Linked DNA regions of Mus musculus: region 2 is linked to region 1. The links are chromatin loops, found by intact Hi-C in ENCODE. Cell type or tissue: gastrocnemius. All regions are shown on one strand.

The links. Hi-C counts contacts between places; a loop is a spot of excess contacts. Peaks named below come from ENCODE experiments on the same cell type or tissue, not always from the same donor. Only the 100,000 strongest peaks of a DNase experiment are listed, where the experiment ranks them.
Region 2: a loop joins it to region 1, with 2.0 times the contacts of the local background. A loop is called at or near these places in 2 of 42 quality-filtered maps.

Annotation. Positions count from the first base shown.
Region 1 is chr13:109,357,913-109,365,912 of GRCm38, reverse strand. All of the region lies in intron 3 of Pde4d (phosphodiesterase 4D, cAMP specific), which reads right to left. Among named protein-coding and RNA genes, the nearest start is that of Mir582, 37 kb to the right of the region's middle. In gastrocnemius, no CTCF peak of the experiment used is centred here; a DNase peak (open chromatin) is centred at 3,370; H3K27ac peaks cover 774 bases.
Region 2 is chr13:109,417,590-109,425,589 of GRCm38, reverse strand. The region is part of intron 3 of Pde4d (phosphodiesterase 4D, cAMP specific); the gene reads right to left. It overlaps Gm32703 (a long non-coding RNA gene), which reads left to right. Exons shown (of 3, transcript XR_003950566.1): 3 at 1-424. Among named protein-coding and RNA genes, the nearest start is that of Gm32703, 19 kb to the left of the region's middle. In gastrocnemius, no CTCF peak of the experiment used is centred here; no DNase peak of the experiment used is centred here; H3K27ac peaks cover 659 bases.

The DNA of each region.
Region 1 (8,000 bases):
ACAGTGACATGTGAATTGTTTGTAAGACAAGGATTGAGACATCTGTATGGACATTCTCAGAATCTCCACAAGAGGAGTTATTAAAGTAATTGAGGCATTCTCCTTGATACAAAAGGTTTAGTTAAGGAAATTACACCTGTGTTCAGTTGTATCAGTGAGGCAGAGATTATTACAATGATTTCTATATTTCCAACTACATGTCTTACACCAAGGGAAGTACTTACTTGGCAGTGAAAAAGTTCAGCTTGAAGAATACTTTCCCAAAAGCAAGTTCGACACAACAAAGAAAAGGCATGTCTTATGTGCTGACATTCTTTCCTGAACTGGCTATTTATGGAATAAAAGTACTTTCTTAGACTTCTGTAGCAATCATGTCGTCAGAGTCTTCAGATAAGAAACTTATCCCTATCGATACTTAGATACTTGTTACTGCAGAAGAAACAACTTGGTCATGTGACAGACATTTAAGGACCTCCATTAAATTATGCATAAGTGGATGGTGATTGTGATGGGAAGCAACAGAGGCCACTCTAGAAAGTTGTGCATAAATCACAAGACTTTCCTGATGTTACCTGGGTGACTCTGGGACTTTAGACCAATTACTTTCTTGCATGAGAAGACCTGAGGAGGATATTAAAGCTCTTCAAGGCAGGAGCAGTGTACAGCTTCAAAGCGCTGTTATCCTTTAGAAATGTTCGTAGAAGGGCAAGCAGAAGGAACGTGGGGTGATAAACTCACAAGAGCAGAGCACAGTGGCGAATGGCCTTGGAGATAAAGATAAGCAACTAAAATTGGTTGGGAAAGTAATGGGTACCCAGTAGAGGGAAATAGAGTGGGAGCAGTCGGGGGGTGGATCGGAAGAGCTAGACTGGATTTTGAAATCATTAGAGAAGATAATAAATAGCCAGAGAGGCGATTCTATAATTGAGATAAGAAACCAAAGGATAAGGATGGGTAGGCTATCCCTGAACCAAGGTAACATTTCAGAAGGGTCTAGCGAGGCCACTTAAAGGAGCACAAGGAGGTACAATTGACCAGATTGTGTAGATGAGCCAAGAGGAAAAGTTTGTTGTGTATATGAGAGAAGGTAGTTCTGCTCTTACTCTTACAAACCACTTGCTCTCTTTTCATTCACCTATTCTGTGTGTGGGTCCAAGCTATTTCTGGGCTCATCCATTCTAATATCTAGCAGGAGGAGGTAGAAGTCAGAAGTCAGTGGCTGAAGTTGTTTTGGAATACCAGTAAAGATTGAATCTCTGGGATACTGAGCTCCCAGCAGCCAGTCAAGACAACTGTCCCTTATTAAGTGAGGAGCAACCTGGAAACACACGTGGAAATCACAACAGACCTCAGCATCCTTGAGTGGAGGTTTGCTCTTTGAAGCTGTTTGTCTCTTAAAGCTGCTTTAAATAAATAAGTAGATTTGTGTGCTAAATATGTGTGCACATAAAATTTTAAACACATAGTGAGTCAAACAGCTTGTTCCATGACAGTGCCTTTATAAGCCAGTATTTAAGAACAAATTCATCCTGTTACCAATTTGCAATGTTAACTGCATCTATCCACTCCAACCTTCTCCACAAGTGATACTTTTCAGTGTCTCAAAGGCCAGGAACTTGCTAACAAGGGAAAAATAAACAAAGATTAAATAAAATGGATTGCAACTACAAACCTAGACCTAATGAATATGTTGAATTTTTTATAAAGCACCATTTCATATGCTGGTCAACAATTGATCTACTTAATGAAAACAATGGATGAATGAGAATAAAAATCAGCCTAATAGTGCATTTGCTATCAAGTTCTACTATAAGCAGACACCCTTAATGTCTTATTTAACAGTCAGCCAAAATTCATTTTTCTCTCATTTCTGTTATAAAGAAGGGGGAGTAATTTTATCATGGACTTCTTCTGACCTAGTGAATGGTTGTGGGATTCCAGCAACAGATCTCTGGACAATCTCTGGAGCCCTTGGGTCATCAGACAAGAGGTGCCAACTTTCCGTGGAACTCGATTATTACTGTCATGTATACTATTGCCCAGACCTCAATACTTTTATGAGTTGAAGTTCAAAAACAATACTCATTTTCGTGAAGAAGTTAAGATCTTATTGCTTTTTCTTCTTCAAGTTATATTATGGAGACTATTAGAAACACAAATGAACCTAACACAGGGCTGCTTTATTTTGCCTGGTAAGCCAGTAATTCCATTCTGACAGTTAAGGGACATAGATAGAACTTCACAGAAATACCATTTAACAAATTACGTAGCCAAAACAGATTTACCAAACTTAATCATAGTAATAGAATTGAAGGGGAACATTCCAGAAACGTTCGTTGCACGAAGACACTTTACAGAAATATTGATTTCTTGAACTGAAAGGCATCATCCAATATTTCAAAGTTGAAACTGGAAGAAACACATCCAATAATCAGGTTCCTATAGCAGCGTACTGAACTAGTAATTCTTCAATTAAATGACAAAGACAGGGTTTTCCCCCCTCCCAGTCAGTAATTGTATGTGAGGATATGGCAGGGAAATACATTCATTCCATCCCAAGGAAAGCATCTGAAACTGTAGCAAATTAATATTTGGACGGAGATGGGGGAGGGCTGAGAGGATAGGCAGGACACTCTGCTGGGTGGGTAGAAGAAACACTGCCCAAGCAAGGGAGTAGGACAGAAGGAGGAGACCCAGAGGAAACTAACAGTTAAGCACAGAGGATCTGCCCCAACTTCATCAGCCCATTCTCATCTCCGAAAATGCTTTAAAGTCACAGAGATACTGAAAACAGGCGCTGTGAGTATGTATTAGCCACAATTCTAAGTTAAGACATTACAACATTCATTGATATATAAAGAGTTTTTTTAAAAAAAGTAAAAGGAGCAGAAATAAAAGAAGTAGACACGGGGAAAGGAAGGGTGGCGAGGGGAGGGGAGTCTGGCCCTGTGTCTTTACCCTTGAGGAAGTATTAGCTTACAGGCTGACTTCGTCGTCTGAGGTGCTTTCTGGTACAAAGGCCATCTCTCCTTTCTGTATATGTTGATTCTGTCAGGAAGTTTATGAACAGATCTTCTGAGAACTATTGATTAAATAAAGTGGGGGCTCACTGCTTAGGAAGATTGTCCCGTATCTTGCTTAGTTGCCTTTACACAGACCAATTGACACACAGCCCAACTTTTTTTTGTTTAATGTCCAACTCAATGACCTTCCACTATTCACAGTTGTGAACACATTCCCACTGTTTAGAAAATGTTACTATGTTAAGAAGTCTTTTACCCTTTCAGCTTTCGATATCCATCCCTCACGCAGCCACGTGGAACCACTCATTTCTGACTGTCGATGCATCTACTCCCTAAACACTTCCTACGCACCAAGTCATGCAATAATGTCATGCTGGCTCTTTTCCAAGATTCATCCATGTGGCAGCAGGCATTCTGTCTGAAGACAGAGCTTCTTTTCCAATTTACTAATATTCGCTGTAGGAATAGATTCTATGTCTATTCTTCATGTGATAATCTATTTCTACTTCTGGTTATTAGAAAACTTGCTGCTACAAATATTGGCACACAATACTTGGGGGATATGCTGTCACTTCTCCTGATGTATTCCTGTAAGTGGAGTTATTGGATCATATGCTAACTCTATGTTCAACCATTTCAGGAAATGAGATATCCTATATTTTCCTACTGATTCCTCTATGTCCAACCAATGATTATCTGAAACAAGGCCATCTTCAAAGCTTCTAAAGGCTTTATTTTAGAGACCCACATTTGGTACCCAGCTTCTAGTTAAAATGACCTTGTTTGTTCATGAATTCACACTGCAATTACTTGATAAACAAAAGCCACACACTAGATGTCCTACATACTTATTCTTTCTGATACAATATACCATTTGTAGTAATGAAAATCAATTGTGAAAGCTCTTGTAGGTAGAGGCATAGAATGGTAGGTCTCCCATTAGGATGTTCCCCATGTTATTTTGCTGTTCTGCAACCTGACTGTAAAACATAATTTGGGGGTAATAATATTTCAAATAAAATATACAGAATTTTATGTTGGCTTGGCATTTTGAAGGTTACTAGCAGTTTCAGCCTGCATAATACTCACTCAACCCTTAGAGATTTCCAGAGTTGAAAAAAATTAATGTGTAAGTAAGCATCCCTACACTGTAATATCTATAGTAATCTCTAGTTACAGAGCTGGTGGGGTGTTACCCAAGACTCCAAAGTTCAAGACTACAGCATGTATATTTATAGCTAGTCTAGTGAGTAGAACTCTCAGATATGTTTATCTGCCACACTTCTCCTCTTTCTCCTCTTTCTACTCTCCCCAACACAGCAAAGCACATATATAATTTAAATTGGACACTCTGTTTAAACTCATATATACAGTGTGCTTACACAGGTAAACGTATCTATGCTCACCTCCTATAGAGAACACTTGCATGAATATACACTTCATATATATGCACATACCCTAGATGCATATTACATATACATTTACCTCACAAAATAAACTCAGCAGTGTATATTACAGATGTATACATATATGCATCTCACACATATTCACACACACTCATAGATATCATATATAAAATCTTAGACATCTAATATAGTCACATATGCATACTGCACACAAATGTTACATATGCATTCAGCTCTATGCCTCCCTTCCTCTCTCCCTCCCTCCCATGGCTAGAGAACTGTTGCATTAATTAGTCCTTTCAGGTTAGAAAGCACCAAGGATAGTGAAACCAAGGGCTAATATCCAAAATATATAAACAACTCAAGAAGCTAATCACAAAAAAACAAAACAAAAACAAAACAAAACAAAAAACCCAAACAACACAAAGAGTATAGAACTAAACTAAGAATTCACAACAGAGGAATCTCGAATGGCTGAGAAACATCTAAAGAAATGTTCAAAGTCCTTAGTGATCAGAGAAATGCAAATCAAAACAACCCTGAGATTCCACCTTACACCAATCAGAATGGCTGAGATCAAAACCTCAGGTGACAGCACATGTTGGCCGGGATGTGGAGAAAGAACACTCTTCCATTGCTGATAGGATGGCAAACTGGTACAACCACTCTGGAAATCAATCTGGAGGTTCCTCAGAAAATTGGAAATAGATCTACCTGAACATCCAGCTATACCACTCTTGGGAATATACCCAAAAGATGCCCCACCATGCCACAGGGCTACGTGTTCCACTATGTTCATAGCAACCTTGTTTGTGATAGCCAGAAGCTGGAAACAACCCCAACAAATATATAGCAGAGGACTGTCAGGTCTGGGCTTAGGCAGAGAAGATGCACCTAACCCTCAAGTGACTGGAGACCCTAGGGAGTTTATAGTTCTGGTGGGGTTGGAGGTGGGGGATGGGGACATCCTCGTAGAGACATGGGGTCAGAGAGGAGGTATGGGATGTGGAACAGTTGGAGGGTGGGCCAGACCGGGAAGGGAATAAAATCTGGAGTTAGAAAGAAAGAAAGAAAGAAAGAAAGGAGGGAGGGAGGGAGGGAGGGAGGGAGGGAGGGAGGGAGGGAGGGAGGGAGGGAGGGAGGAAGAAAGCACCAAGACAGGTTCTCTAGAGACAAGGCATATGCTAAGGCTCTGCCATCCTGTTATTTAACCTTCCTTTTTCTAGTGGTTTCTCTTTTGCTAGAAAGCGTCTCTTAAATTCCTGTGTTATGTGACTCAACAGTGAGTGGTGAGAGCCATAAGGATACCAGATAATGGAACGAGGCCAGCCTTGCCTCATACCTAAATCTTATGTAGGTGCTAGCAGGTCTGGAAATGGTACTAGCAGGTCATTTAGTTATAATATAACTACCAACTGTGAGAGCTTTTGGAAGGTTCTTAGAGCCCTAAATTCCAGGGTGGCTGTGGTAACAGTGTATCTACCTGGAAGCTGTTGTAGGGTCCAAGAGAAAACATTCAACACAAAATACCAGGCACGCTGGAAACATTTTTGAAAGGGTACCTGTTACAATTACCAAAAGTTATCTTGCTCATGACAATGTGTCCATTTAAGAATACAGTTATGAGCTTTTTTAAAACAACAAATTATAAAAGAAAAAAATGCAAAGCACACTACTTCAGATATATTCCTATTAAAAATGATGAACACCTTGTGCATCATGAATGACTCTTCTCTCTTAATCTCTCCTACTATAACTGATAAAACTGAAAAGTCTCAGAATGAAAATTTACTTGTTGTAATTTTCCACCCAACTGCCAATCTGTCAGAGAATCCCATGCCAGTCCTGTGGCCCAACAACTCCTCAGTGACGGAAAATCACTTCTGAAGACCACGCCTTTGTTCTGCTCTGAAGGCTTTCAACGCTTTCTGACCAGAGATTCCACAAATCTCCAACACTGGACGTTTTAGACTGACTTTCTAACATAACACAATTTCTTTTCTAAAATAATTATGGTAGTTGTGTATGTTTTCTCTCAAAGCTTACAGCCTCCTCTTTCCTGTGTGTAGTCTCAGGACACACCATCTGTGTATTTTAACACTTCAAGATGCATAGCTTACCTGTGGCTATTTCCGTTCATGCAGGGTATTTAGTACCCAACCACATCGTCTTTCACCTGCCTTACCTGCCTGCTGTTGATATTAGAATAGTAAGTCATAAAATAAATACAAATACCTTCAATTTTTCTCCAGGCAAGAGTTGCAATTTACTTTCACAATACAAGGGAGGGTTTTTTTTTGAGTTACACCTTTATTATTTAACAATTTGATTTTAATTACCATTTTAATATTGTTTGTAAACTAGGACAAAAGAGATCATCAGTTTTGAAAATATTTGAATGTACTTATGACATATATGTTAAATTTGGTTTAAAACTCCTAAGCAACATATTAGTATGTTTATGAGCTTGAAACTATTTGCTAGATTGCCATTAGGGTGAAATTTTAATAAATATTTTAATTGAAATTACTATATTGGAAAATAATTGCTAAATATAATTTGCTATGTAATTACACAATGTCAGGCATGGCCATAATCAAGATTTTCAAATGTCATTTGTCAATGATACACATATAAATATAATAGGAAAATTGTATTATTCTCTTCCCTGTACAGATTAGAAATTATTTTAAAGTGGGGATTCCTGAGTACATAATTTACTAAAGTGACTCATGAAAAGTATTATTAATGCCAAACTTCTGGCTACTCTTCTACGCTTTGAAACTCTACTCTGTTCTGTTTTCTCAAGAATCCAAAATGGAGGGCTGGATTTTAGAGCAGGTCCTTTGGTCTGAGGCTCCTCAACTGACTCCAGAGGTCAAGGAGGATAAATTATCACTGTCAAACTCATGGCATCACTGCATGGCTTGATATCGTGCCAACATGTATGTGTGTACATGTATCATGCATGGGTGTTTTGAGACAAACGGAATATAATTTCGGATGAAGTTTTTACTATTTAATCGAAAGCTTTGTGTTTGGCAGAAACATTCATCCCAAGTTCAATTCCTAACCTAGAAAAGATGTTTTCCATCAATAAATAAAATCTCTCTCTCTCTCTCTCTCTGTGTGTGTGTGTGTGTGTGTGTGTATGTGCCCCTCCTTCCTCCTTCCCTCCCTTCCTCCCTTCCCAAAAATAAAGTTTATTGCATAGAAATATAACACACACACACACATGTAAATCCTCTCCTTCCTCTTCTCCAATGGCTCTGATGCAGAGAACCTATAGATTATACCTTACTAGAACGTCTTTCAAATGTCCAGGTAAGACCCCATCTATACATTCTGTATTAGCAAGCTGCACATTCATGTAACCATCTACCAGGTAGCACTTACATTCCATTCTCTAGTTAAGTTTTGCCACCACTAGCTTTTCTGTCAGTCCCTTGAGAAAAGACCTAGAATTGAGGGATAAACTCATCGTGAACAGCCACAAGCATGACACCCCACTAGCTGCAGACCCAGCCACTGCCTGCCCCTCGTCACCACAACAGCTACCACTCACCCCAAC
Region 2 (8,000 bases), 60 kb before region 1:
CAGACACTGGATAATTAAACAGGTCTCTTGACGCTGCACGGCGGGGTAACCCAAAGATGAGTTCATAGTCGTTCATTATTCTTTGTTCACCTCTTTCACCCCTGCTTCTCTTTCTTCTTCCACATGTAAAATCAGTATGGGTCAAGCTGACCTCACTCAAGTTTATTTTATTGTATTTTTTTAAAAAAGACCAATATCTCACCCTACTTTTGGAATACCAACATACTATCTGGGGACACGGAGAGAGATTTGGCTAGCATTCTGCGCATGTCAGCAGTAAACATAGCTTTAGGTTTTGATCCCTGAACCTTTTTGGCTATTCTTTAAGCCTTCATCAAGTTCCTTCTCATTCCATCTGAAAATTAAAGTAGCTAGGCTACTTTAAAAGGGCTAATAAACAACTTTGGCAATGGCTTACATTTTATCTTGTCTACTTGGCTGGTGTTTGTGGGACTCTTCATCTAGCACTGTCCAGTGTCCAAGCCCCTCCCCCTCCACGTTATTATCGAGCTGCTGCAGTACAGCTTTGAGACACCTGATCACTTAGATCATTAAAAATCAATCCAATCACTGAATAGTTCTGTACATTTTACAGAAACAGCAAAGAGTACAATATTGGATTGCTATTAAGTGACCCTGGGTTTTCTTTTTTTCTTTTTCTTTTTCTTTTTTTTAGCTGCCAGGAAAGTCTTTTGGTCAAATTGACTAAACGAGCATACCAAGCAGGAGAGAGGAAAAGAGCAGCGAAATAGAGTGAGCTTGGACTGGGAGGGCAATGTTTATCTTGGGATAAAGTAAGCTACTGATGGAGGGAGGTGAGAGGAGGAGGTGGGAGAAGCCCAGCATACCTTTAGCGGTCAGAGTGCTAGAATTGAGTGTGCTGGAATTTAGAGTGTGAGAGATTCAAGACAGTTGAACACAGACAACCAAACTCAGGGACGATCATGAAAGAAGGAAAGAAGAGGGGGGATTTTTTTTTTTTTTTTTTTTTTTTTTGGTGAGACCCTAACAGACAACCTGTACATGATTTGCTTGACTCTGTCCCAGACACATTGCTGGGGTAAGAAGCAGCTGATTAAATAAATAAAAACTCCTTCAATGGTTGACCCAGCTAGGAGGACAGGCTTGTTTCTCACGAAGTGGGCTTTCTTAAAAGAGACGGGCTAGATCTACCCTTGTTCTTTCAAATTCTGGATGCAGAAAAGAAATTGTCTACACATTCCTTTCCTCCTTAATACTGTAGCCACAGATAGCCCCGCCTTCCAAAGAACTGCCTTTCCCTTCCAGAACTGCATGTTCGCCTAATATTTTTCAACGATTTCTTCATTAGTCTAGAAAGAATCCTGGCTTGTATAACCACAGAGTGCGGACAAGGATGGATTTTGCTGTGGGATTTCTGCCACTGTGCCACTATTTCTGATTCCTCCCAGTGTCCTATTTAAAGTCACACTTAGCTTACTCAACTCATGCTCCTATAGGGAAAGGACCAGAAAAACCATCAAGTACTTCCTTGCTCCCCTTTGATATATATATATATATATATATATATATATATATATATATATATATATATATATATATATAGCTTGTCACCATTTCAAGTGTAACAACCACCTGAACACAAGACACTTAAAAATAGCATTTATAGTGTTATAAATGAAGCAAATATGCCAAGGAAGAGTGTATGTGTTTCTTTAGGTACTGAACAGATAGAATGTTATATGAGAGCCCTTTGATTGCAAAGCAGAAGACCAACTCCCCTCCCCCAGAACATGTTTTAAAGTTTGCTTACCCCACGCTAGGTCTGCTGCCTTGCAGAGCCTAAGGGTCAGAAAGCAGATATTTGTCACCATGGGTTTAAGTGAGAGTTACCGAGCTTGTAGTTAGGAATCACACCCAGCTTCTGATAGTCGCCATCATTTACATCATTATAGTTGCTTCTTACTCTGTTGCAGGGTTGTCTATCAGGCAGAAGTGATGTGTAATGCTTGAGGTCAGATACACAAGATGCTAAGTGCATTTGTTTTCGAGTACTCCCCTCTCTGAGACTGTCAGTAACTCATGGAGGACAACAGTAATCCTCAAGATGAACAAAGCCCAAGAACCATCACACACTATAGGGAAACCTTGAGCCATTTACATGGCTGAGGACTACACAGGTAGAGGTATGGCACAGGCTGATGGGGAAGACCTGGGGAGGAAGCAAAGAGAAGGCCATTCAAGCAACATTTGAAGAAAGGAAGTGTAATTGTCACCAACATGACCTTTCAGAATTCCAATTCTCCTTTAAGGGAAGTGGTAAGTCTGCACGTCATTGCACCCCAAGGGACAGGCACAGTCACCTGACTTTAGCTGATGTAATGTGAGCAGCAATGGATATGATATTCATCTCTCTTTTTAAATGCATATAAGCATCACATGTCTTCTTAATATCGCTATAACTTAGGAGAGAGGAAGAAAGAAGAGAGGGGAGAAAGGAAGGAAGGACAAAGGAAAAAGAAGCAAGTGAGGAAGAGACAGAGGAGAAAAGTGACCAGCAATATGTATCACCTTCAGGGAAAAAACTTTGAGAACAAGGGCATGATACCCTTCTCCACTGTATCATATAGTAGGATTTTTAAAGATGGTATTCTCTAACCAACTATGTCTGCAACTAAGGAACACATCTTTCCTCTACCTCCCACCAGTCTCTAATGCATAGAAAAGATCAAGGAAAAGCAAGTATTTATTGTTATAAATAACTGAAGCTTTGGGGTTGTTCATGTAGCATGAGATAGCTCACTGTCATTAAGATTGAAAGAAAAATCCAACAGCTAAAATTTCCATCTATGGAAAGATGTCTCGACTCAACCCTGAAGTTGAAGGTTCCTGCAAAGAAAGGGTCGATCGTGATTAGCACACAAATTCTTCCCGTTGGAAAGTGTGCAGATAGGGACAGGAAGAATTATTTTCACTAGATTCCTAAAAGTTGAAAAGGCAAGAAGCAGCTCAGATGCTGTCTTCCCTTGGGGGAAACATGCTCCTTTCTCCTCCACAGGTAAGTTTAGGTGAACCACAAGCTGTTAGTGCAAACTTCCCAGTGCCTGCTGAACATGGGGTGAGGCAGTACAGAGGCCAGTATAGGCTGACATGAAGACATTCCTAATAGTCTCTGACATAAATGGGTGATAAAGATTGTGTGAGCCAGTGGAATTTATTTTTCTGGAAGTGGGCTGACAATTAGCTAAGATTCAATAATTAATTTTAATTTGACCCAATTTTTAACTAGCAGATTGGATAGTATATACGTAAAAATCCATTACTTTATTGTGCTTTAACTTGCTTATTCATTATTAATTTGTATTGCTTTGTTTCTTATAGTCATCCATCCTATAACAAGAAATTTATCACGTGGTTCTGATTTGACTAAGTCTCAACAGAATTTACTCAGAAAATAGGAAGAATCAGGACCTAGACTCCAAGTATGGTTGTTCCTATAGGCGATGCACATGTGTATCTTACTCAATACTTCACAGAATATTATTTAATAGATACATAGGACAGTCACCATAATTGGCTTAGTCCTCTTGGGCTGCTGTGGCAAAATGCTGTTAGCTTGGTGGCTGCCAAATAAAATAATATTTATCTCTTACAGTGGAGGAGTCTGGGCAGCTGGGGGTTAAAGTACTGTCAGGTTTGTTAGAGTCTATCTGGGAAGGGATCTCCTCTAGGTTCATGAACTGCAATCTCTTCACTGATGTGCTGAGAAAGACTGTTTTTATTTTACTTTTTTATTGATGTGATAAAACATCATGATCAAGGCACTGTATAAAAGGAAGGGTTTATTTTGGGCTATAGTTACAGAGGGATAATTGTCCATCACAGCAGGGTATAAAAGCAGCAGGCATGTTGGCTGGAAGATCAGCTAAGAGCTCACACCACATGAAACAAGTAGAAAGAGCACACTGGGAATAGGGTGAGCCTTTGGATACCTCAAAGTCCATCCCAAGTAACACCTCCTTCAACAAGGCCATAACTCCTAAGTCTTCTCAAACATTTTAACCAACTAGGCATCAAACAATTAAACATTTGAGCCTGTAGGAATCCCTCTCATTTAAACCACCACAGGGCTTCTCTTACTTCTTTTAAGAAGACAATAATACCAATAATGGGTTTCCTTCTCAATCACTTAATCACTTCCCAAAGATTCTACCACTTTATAAAACCACACTGAAATTAGACTTCAACATAGAGTCTAGGACACTGGTTTTCATGCCTCCTAATGCTGTGACCCTTGAATACAGTTTCTCATATTGTGGTGACCCTCTACCATAAAAACACTTTAGTTGCTACTTCATAACTGTAATTTTGCTAACTGCTGTGAATCATGATGTAAATATCTGTTTTCCACTAGTCTTTAAGGGTCTCAACCCACAGGTTGAGAAACACTGGTCTGGGGGAGGTGGAATGTGGATACTCAGATAACACTGGCTTGACATCCAGAACTCATGCTCTTCTTTCTTGTAGTCCATTTTTCCTTTTCATTTCTTTTCTAGCAGTCAGAGCACTGTACATTCATGTGGCTGTCTACATGTACCCCTCTCCAACTTAAGCTTCATGTGAACTGGCTTGCTGTCAGCTCATAGCTGTGCATCCTCCTGGGCATACACAATGAATGCTATGAACCAACTGTTTCAGACATGTCTGCAGTTGTAATAAATCAGGACAGGCAGTGAAAACTACAGATTATCAAGGTTTCATAATTAAAATTGTAACTGTGAAATTATAATTTTTGACTCCCTTGGACTCATGAACCATTCTAACTCAAAAGAAGTTCTAGAATGTATTTTTGGCCCAATGGTCTTTATATCTCTGTAAACCTCAGTCATATCTGGGGGTTTTCAATTGAATTCGAACAACCAAATCTATCCGCATCACTAAACCCAATCAGCCAGGCTGTCATTCTCACTCCGATGCTATTTAGAATGTGCAATGAGCCACTGGATTCTACTTCCTAAAAACTAATTTCCCTGGAGCTTTCATCCTATTATTTTATCAATGCCCCTGGGGTCAGAAACTATGATTTCTTCTCTCCTGAACAGTACAATGTCTCATTAAAACTTCTTCCCATAAGCCTGAATATTTCTGCAGAAACTCAAGGATCCTGAAGGATCTTTGGTTTGATATCGGCTATATTTAGTGCTCTGAGGGCAACAGCACAGTAAAGTTCATTAATGACCCAGAAATAATTAATACAATATGTCTTCTGACTCCTTGATAGACAGTGGATTTTTTTTAGATTAAAAAAAATTTGAACAATGTTTTAAATGTGCCCAAAATGTTCTTATATATCCCAATGATCACAATGGACTATTATATTTATATATAAATATGGACAGGCCTGATAATTTAAAATTCTTAATTTTATTATTTTTTGCTTCTATCCAAGAGGAAGGTGGGGAGTGATCATTCATTTCTTCAACAAACATTGACTACCTATTTCCAAATACCAGGAACTACTAAAGTGGCTGGGGAGATGGACTAAGAGAGCTGAGCACTGAACAAGAAATCCCAGGGAATGTGGAGTGTGGCTGAAGTGACGGGAAGCATGAAGCCCCTGATGTAGCACTGTGCCTGTAGGCCTGAGAGCAGAGCAAAAGACTAGACCAACCACAGGTACATAGCGAGAGTGAAGTCAAAACTACAGTAGCAACCACGGGCAATAGGTTGCTCACAGGTTCTTCATCTCCATTTTTAGGAAGATTGGAATTTTCTGAAGCTTGGAGCAAAGCTGTAGCCTGCACTTAGCAGCCCCGCCTTGCTGTGCCTGGAGAATAAACGGTATCTGGGAGACCAATTGGGGCATGAAGCAGTAATATAGATGAGAAAGACAAACAGAGCAATGGAGGTGGCAAGAAATTGTCAGACTACAGCTCTTGAAGAAGGGCAGAGGGGCTGTCCGATGGGACTGAATATATGGCTTGTGAAACAGAAAATGTCAAAGTTAGGCTTCCTTGGTCATCCACTTGAAGAAGCAGCTTTGGTGGGAAAGAGCGAGTCTAGCTTGAGATACATATGGCTTTAGGCATTATAGTCACCGGTAGCCTACCATATTCATATATGTCAGTAACAAGATTAGGCGAGTATCTTAGTTACTTTTCTATTGCTTTGAAGAGATACCATGATCAACACAACTTACAGAAAGAACTTATTGTCAGCTTACAGTGTCAGAAGGTGAGTCCACGACCTTCATGGCGAAAAGCATAGAGGCAGTCAGATAGGCAAGGCACTGGGGCAGTAGGTGAAAGTTTACATAATGAGATAACAACCATAAAACAGAGTGTTAACTGGGAATGGGGCAGGTTTTTTGAAATTTCAAAGCTAATCCCCAACAACACAACTCCTCCAACAAGGCATTACCTCTTAATCCTTTGCAAGCATTTCCATCCACTGGGTACCAAACATTCAAATTATGAGCCTCTGGGTCCAGGAGCAAATGAGGAGTGGCCAAAGAAAATGGGCATGCAGAACAATGAAACACCCTGACATTCTAGTGGAGAGTATCATTGCCCTTCCCCCCAACCCCGGACTGATCGAGCATCAGCATAAAGACACCAACTCCACCAATTTTCAGTTGGTTGCAGGACTCACTGTCAATAAACTCCTCTAGACTAACATGAGTTGGTCTGTTTTAGAGTTTAACTGATCTGAAAGAAGCAAAAAGTGAGAAATGAAGATATGCGTAAGATTAACTGATGTTACATCTGTAAACTAAAATTAGATTATTCAGACACCCATTAAATTATGTCCTTAATGTTACACAACCACAACTATCTTTTTCTCTGGCTTTAATTGAACAATTGAATCATTTGTATTAGAAATCCTTATTAAAAGGGAAAAAAAGCAGTTTCCATTTATGTTTGTAGCATCTTTGAACAGGTTGCACCCATTCCCAAGAAAGTCTATTACTCAAGGAAGTTTACGCTCATTTCTTACTTTCTGCCTGGATGGTGCTGACTTGAGGCACAGAGCACACATTAAATTCAAAGAGCAACCACTTAGGTTAGCCACATAGGAATAGGCCTTTTTACAATGCAAGTATGTAACATTAGAAAGGCAATGAATTATGCTGGGGTAAGCATCTTGTTTTTAGGGACAAACTAGAGCTGAATTTTATACCAATTATGGTAGGTGTTCCTTGTCTTATGATAAGATTTAGAATTTTGGTTTCTCTTTTCTTTCTTTCTTTTTATTCTCTTCTTTTAAATAAATCCAAACTAAAAGAGTTTTCTTCTGAGCATGGAGAAAGGACTTAAAATAGATTACAGTATTATGGGGTGTGCTAGGCATTGCTTCTGTTGTTGCTCAGCCATACCTTACACTGCATGATATAATAACAATGCAATTCCCTGCCATATGTACTTGTATTTTTCTCTTAAAAAATATTTACTTGTAGATATGATTGTGTGTGTGTGCATACATGTACCACAAAGGCACTAGACCTCCTGGAGATGGAGTGACGCGTGGCTGGAAGCTGGCTGACTTAGGTGTTAGGCTCTGTACTCTGGTTCTCTGCAAGAGGAGTATGTGTTTTTAAGTGCTGAACCATCTCTCCAGCCACTTCTCTTTCACCTTCTAAAAATGAAGTTACAAATTCTTGCTCATCTAAACAGATGATAGTGTAAAACTTAAAATTAATTTAAACCTGCAGAATCTCATATGATTCTGCCTGATTTTCTTTTAATGGGTGAATATTTTAAAGGTATCAGGTGTTTTTTAGTCATGTGGAAAGGACTTATGTGATACTCAGGTAATGCTATTCTAAATGTGGGATTTTTGTTGTTGTTATTTTGTTTGTTTGTTTGTTTGTTTTGGTATTTAGATATAATTAGCATTAGTATACAAGGTATCACAGCATTTTGAATAGGTGAATTATGAATCAACTCTGAGGTTTCCTAGGCTAGACCATAAAAAGATGATGGTTTTAACTTATAGTGTGCTTGAGTTCTAAGCAGTCCTGG